2 separate regions of the Homo sapiens genome follow, and region 2 is linked to region 1. The links are chromatin loops, found by intact Hi-C in ENCODE. Cell type or tissue: PC-9. All regions are shown on one strand. Links, peaks and the distances in the headings refer to the core of each region. The heading gives the core; the rest is flanking DNA.

Region 1 (2,806 bases), core at 121-2,620:
CAAGCAAATGGATCAGACACAAATATATTCCATATGAAATACTGTTAATCACATCTGACTTGCAGCTGCGTGAGAAGCCTTGCCTGCTAACTGCTTAGCTAGGGGAAAATAATGGTGCAGCTACAAGGAAGCCGGAGGCACCTGCATATCAGGGCGTGGAGGACAAATGTGCGTAACCATACACCTAGGATTTATTACCAAGCAGGCCAGAAGCAGTGTTTCCGACCAGCCAAGATGTGTACCTGTTGTTATGCAGTCATTTGCATATGTTATGCAGTCATTTGCATGCGTTCCTGGAGATCAGTCAGAGGGTGTTCCCAAGAATGCTACTGATATGAGAGCCCTACCTGATTCCATTCGGCGAATGCTCCCTAGCCAGTCTTCCTCTATGAGCCTTGGTGTGCAAAGCTCCCCAGGCTGGGTGGTTTGCCCTTGCCTTGCCCCGTGGAGGTAGGATTCTGCAGGCATGGAGCAGGTGGTGTCCCTGTTTCCCTCCTGCCCCTGCTCGGTGCCAGTCTCCTGCCGTGGGAAGTGCCTGACCTTGCCGGCTGCCCCTTCTCCCAGCCACCTCACACTGCCCTAGTGTTCTTGCTGTCTCCCTTGCCAAACCACTGAATCCTTCTGAGCACCTGTCTCCCCAGCTACAAAATAGGGGTAACCCTGTAATAAGGGTTATCTGCAATTTATTAAATGCTTCATCAGTGAAATGTGCCTTGTCAGGACAGCTTGCACTTGGCATCCGTGGTGTTGCACAAAGCTGACTTTGGTGAGACCATATCTGTAAAGGTTCTTGCACTACATTATGGGGGAAAAATGTTTTTTCTCTCCTGCCAGCCTCTTTCCTTGCCCCTTTGAATACACATCTGTTTCTAATTAGTATTATCACCATGAAACTAGCTTTTCCTAGGTTATAGCTATGTTAAGTTTATATACAATGATGGTTTAATCTTTGATGCTGTCATTTTAAACATAATTCGTGGTAATAGCCCCTCTTGGAAAACAGACTTGTTTTCCACGCTGTTTCTGGCATCAGCCCACAAGGAATGGCTGAGTGGGGACTGTTGGGAGAAAGGAGAAGGCACTGGTAGAAATTATCTAGCCTTTTAGAGAAAAGAATTGTTTCTTCTTTCAGTTATTCTGTCTTCTGTATGAAATTAGCAAGATTTTTAAAAAATGAATCAAAGATTAGTACTTAGGTATTGGCCAGTGTATTTCCTCCTGTTGCCAAAGAAAAGAAAGGCTTGAATGAGATTGACAAATAAGAAAAACAGGCCTCATACCTGTGGAATGATTCGTATGCTGTAGTTTCACAATCTGAATTTTCAGATGGACATTAGCCAGAATGCAAGCCTGGGGCCTGCTGTGGAGAGCAGTCTCTGCACTCGAAGTGCACGGTAACATTCTTTGCACCAAGACATCTTGGCCACACATCCTGCCAAGGGCCTGTGGGCTTGCAGCTTTTACTCATTAAACTGTGAGGCCAAATTTATAACAGGAGGAGTGGGGGGATTTTACTTTGAATGACTTTGTTTTGGAATGGTTATGGTAGAAATGCCCTAGCGACTACTTAAGAAGCTCGCACAGGTCCCAATTTTAATGCTCTCAGCCCAGGATAATTGCAACTAGTTCTCTAGAACTAAGGTCAGATATCATATTAGCTTCCAAATAGTTTTACATCCATAATATCATGTGGACAATCTTTCTGAGGGTGAAAAACCAAGGAAGCCTCTTGTTCTGAACTGTGGGTAAAACACAAGAGGAGCAGAGAAGATGGCTTTGAGAGGACTCTGTGTGAGAAAAGCTGGGAGCCGGGCAAGGCTGGGAGGAGGCAGGAAGCCCAGGGGGCTCTGCAGGCCCTCCACGAGCCTTAAGACTTCAGGCCACATGGCCGTCAGCTCCTGCAGGCACCTGGGGCCCTGGGCTCTCTGTCACAGGGTCAAGCCCTGGAGAGACTGCTGCGTTCTACACTATGCTTGCAAAGGTGCTACGAGAAGCCCTCTTGCCTGTAACTTGTTAAAGCAACTCTGTTGATTGGTTGACTTTGAACATAGCGAAGGAAAGAAACACAGACAAACAAAACAACTTTCAAAAGAGCATTTATTTTTAGAACACCTTTGACTTCTTGAATTCTTCTTGGTTTCTCATCACTTCAGGGACTGAACAGACGGGCTGCGGGAATCAAAGTGGTGACTATAGCTGACTGCCTTCATTCCAGAGAACCCGAGACACAGCATGAGGTTGGGTCTGTCTCTTATTTCTAGATCTTAACAAAGAAAACGCATGGATCATGATGTGTGACTCAGTCAAGTCCTTGTAGAGTACAACCCAACAAAGAAGTGAAAAAACTTTGCTGATGGCATCGATGGGAGCCCATACGCACAGGGCTCGTGCGCGAATCTGATGGCATCGATGGGAGCCCATATGCACAGGGCTGGTGCGCGAATCTGATGGCATCGATTGGAGCCCATACGCACAGGGCTTGTGGGCGAATCTGATGGCGTCAATCGGAGTCCATATGCACAGGGCTCTTGCGCGCAGCGTCCAGTGTGTCTCTCAGGGTTGTAAGCGTCTAGACCTCTGTCCTGATGTCTTCCTGAGCGCGTCGTACTGCGGTGTCAAGGCTCATGACAGCAGAACAACAACTGATGGAGGGAAGGGAGTGTGACCTGCTAAAATGAGCTGGCCACAATCACTCTGTGTGCGTGAGGCAGGAGAAGAGATGTACGTCTGAGACGCTCGTCCTACCCTCCCGAAGCTTGGATGTAACGGAGGTGATGGGCATTTGCCCGAATTGCCATGGGAGTTA
Region 2 (2,806 bases), core at 17-2,516, 90 kb after region 1:
AAGTGTATTTAAGATCCAGTTAGAAAGGAACTCTTAAGCTACTCACAGCTAAAATTTGGGTGAAGACAGTTGAAGTAAGAGAAAGTAGCTTTTCTTGAAAATCGGATAGAGCCTGTTTTGTGTGATTGGTAATACCTTTCAGCGTGGTCTCTCAGTAAGGATTTACAGAGGGATACTCAAACCAAAGGATCTCCCTTAAAACTCCTGTTTGTTTTTCTAAACAGCTGGTCTTCAAAACAAGGGGCGGTATTATTTCTGGCATAAAATGCAAAGTTAATGATACCAAAAACAAATGACGCTTCTTCATACAGGCACATAGTGATGTTCGCCGCAGAGCTATAGGAACTTAGAGCATTTTCCGGCAGCCTTGACGTTGGAGAAAATTTTAAATTCTCACCAGTGTACTTGTTTTATTGAAAATGCTCTAAACTTCCTTGTGTATCCCCTTGTCAAATCCAATATGGAAAGCGAGTTTGAAGTCTTACGGGTTTCTGATGTTCCGTTTTCTCTTGCTAAGGTGTTCCTGGTGAGGAAGGTGAAGGGGTCCGACGCTGGGCAGCTCTACGCCATGAAGGTCCTTAAGAAAGCCACCCTAAAAGGTAAGAGCTTCGGAAGGGCCGGCTGCTTCAGAGACAGGTAACTGCAATTTCTACTCCGTTATTTGAGGAAATATTCATTCCATTTAATGTTCACGATTTCTGAAAATGTCTCTAAATGAGCACATTACTCTCTGATTGATAATAAACAGTATAAACATTTCCATGAATATTTAAAATATCCCTGCAGAGTTTCCACAATTGTCAGAGAAGAGCTGTATTGCGTAAATACCATTCTCCCACATATGTTCTGCCGTGGAGCGGCATTGGGAAAGCAGAGCAGCAGGCTGCGAGCAGGCTGTTGGGCTGGATGGGGCCTGACAAACCAGCCTCGATACCGGCAGGCCGACGGCCTCACTCGGTTTTAAATACAACGTGACTCATGGTTGGGTTGGGTTGTTTTCCTTTGTTGACCCAGTGACTGGGCATTAGAAATACCGATTTCTGCCCAGCTCCTCTGCACGCCCATCCTGCAAGTGAGGGATGAGCCCCTAGTGCAGCGTTAGAGTCAGAATGTGATCCAAAATCTCCGTTCCAGGCTCACAGTCTTTAAGCCCGTCACTAGCTGGGCACCTACCGTATCTGTTCTGATCACCTCCTATTCACTGTGTTGGTGAGAGAGGGAACTTCCCCCTGCCCTAAACAGCATTAGGCGATTGAACACACAGCGCCGGGCACTGGACAGATGAACTGACAGCAGCTTATTAGTTACATAAACTGACCCCCTGGGGAGGAGGGCACCCCGTGCCACACAGGGCGTCACGGGGGCAGCACTTAGGTGCCGAGACGGTGAGAGGCAGGCTTCCTAGGAACGGGAGGGTCACGTGGCCCCTGGTTCCTGCAGAAGGTGTGGCTGGCTTGTTGGAATGATTCTGTGGGCTGGCAGGGAACTGAAGCCTTTTAGGGTGGGTGCTGGATGGGGGCAGCTGGTCCAGCTTATGGGGAAACCTGCAGGGTAGGGAGACTTTCTCTCTGGGAGGGGGGCACACTTGGCAGAGCAGGGAGCTCATGCAGAGGCCTTGGGGCCCCATGAGGCTCTGAGATGTGAAGGCGGCACTTGAATTTTTAGGTCTTGCAACAGTGTCCCCAGCAACTACAGGCAGGGGAGCAGTACAAATATATCATTCTCTGCCTTCAGGTCACTTGCCTTCTAGCTGAGGAAATGAGATATATGTTGGGAAGGACCTGTCACCAACAAGAAGGACAAAAAATGCATAGACCAAATATGTACAGACTTTAAACCACTTAAGTATACAAAGGAGGAAAAGAGCTCTTCCAAGTGAGTTAGAAGGTCCGTGGGACTTCTGGTGAAAATTCTATAGGGGAGAGAAATCTGGTTGACATTTATCAGTACAACCAATGGTAAGAAAATGCAGAAGTTGACCACTTTGGTTAGACCTGATTAGAATTGTCTGTGTGTTTGGGGGCGGGGAGAGGACTGTTACAAACACAGATCCTGGCCCCACTCCTGATCTACTGAATCATCATCTTGTAGAAACAAGGCCTAGATATATGACTTTTCAAACAAGATGTCCCAGTAATTCTTACGTACACAAAAGTCTTAGGTGAGACATTCTAGTTTATTGTAGGCACTCAAGTTTTTAGTTCAGTGTTATCAATTGTAACGTAATTTAACCCATGCTTTTTAGAGTGAACTTTTTTTTTTAATGCTTTAAGTGCTAGGGTACACGTGCACAACGTGCAGGTTTGTTACATATGTATACATGTGCCATGCTGGTGTGCTGCACCCAGTAACTCATCATTTACATTAGGTACATCTCCTAATGCTATCCCTCCCCCATCCCTCCACCCCACCACAGGCCCCAGTGTGTGATGTTCCCCATCCTGTGTCCAAGGGTTCTCGTTGTTCAATTCCCACCTATGAGTGAAAACATGTGGTGTTTGGTTTTCTGTCCTTGCAATAGTTTGCTCAGAATGATGGCTTCCAGCTTCATCCATGTCCCTACAAACCATATGAACTCATCCTTTTTTATGGCTGCATAGTATTCCATGGTGTATATGTGCCACATTTTCTTAATCCAGTCTATCATTGATGGACATTTGGGTTGGTTCCAAGTCTTTGCTATGGTGAATAGTGCCACAATAAACATGCATGTGCATGTGTCTTTATAGCAGCATGATTTATAATCCTTTGGGTATATACCCAGTAATGGGATGGCTGGGTCAAATGGTATTTCTAGTTCTAGATC

The links. A loop is a pair of places that touch in the nucleus more often than their neighbours do. Peaks named below come from ENCODE experiments on the same cell type or tissue, not always from the same donor. Only the 100,000 strongest peaks of a DNase experiment are listed, where the experiment ranks them.
Region 2: it touches region 1 in a loop (4-fold over the local background); 10 of 110 quality-filtered maps call a loop at or near these places.

The regions. Positions count from the first base shown.
Region 1 is chr6:166,618,649-166,621,454 of GRCh38, reverse strand. The region is part of intron 1 of RPS6KA2 (ribosomal protein S6 kinase A2); the gene reads left to right. Among named protein-coding and RNA genes, the nearest start is that of RPS6KA2, 7.2 kb to the left of the region's middle. RefSeq lists enhancers at 8-508, 2,169-2,806. In PC-9, for the core only: no CTCF peak of the experiment used is centred there; DNase peaks (open chromatin) are centred at 1,314 and 2,224; H3K27ac peaks cover 2,166 bases.
Region 2 is chr6:166,529,025-166,531,830 of GRCh38, reverse strand. RPS6KA2 (ribosomal protein S6 kinase A2) reads left to right here. Exons shown (of 21, transcript NM_021135.6): 3 at 518-599. Among named protein-coding and RNA genes, the nearest start is that of MIR1913, 21 kb to the right of the region's middle. In PC-9, for the core only: no CTCF peak of the experiment used is centred there; DNase peaks (open chromatin) are centred at 970 and 1,310; H3K4me3 peaks cover 796 bases; H3K27ac peaks cover 2,366 bases.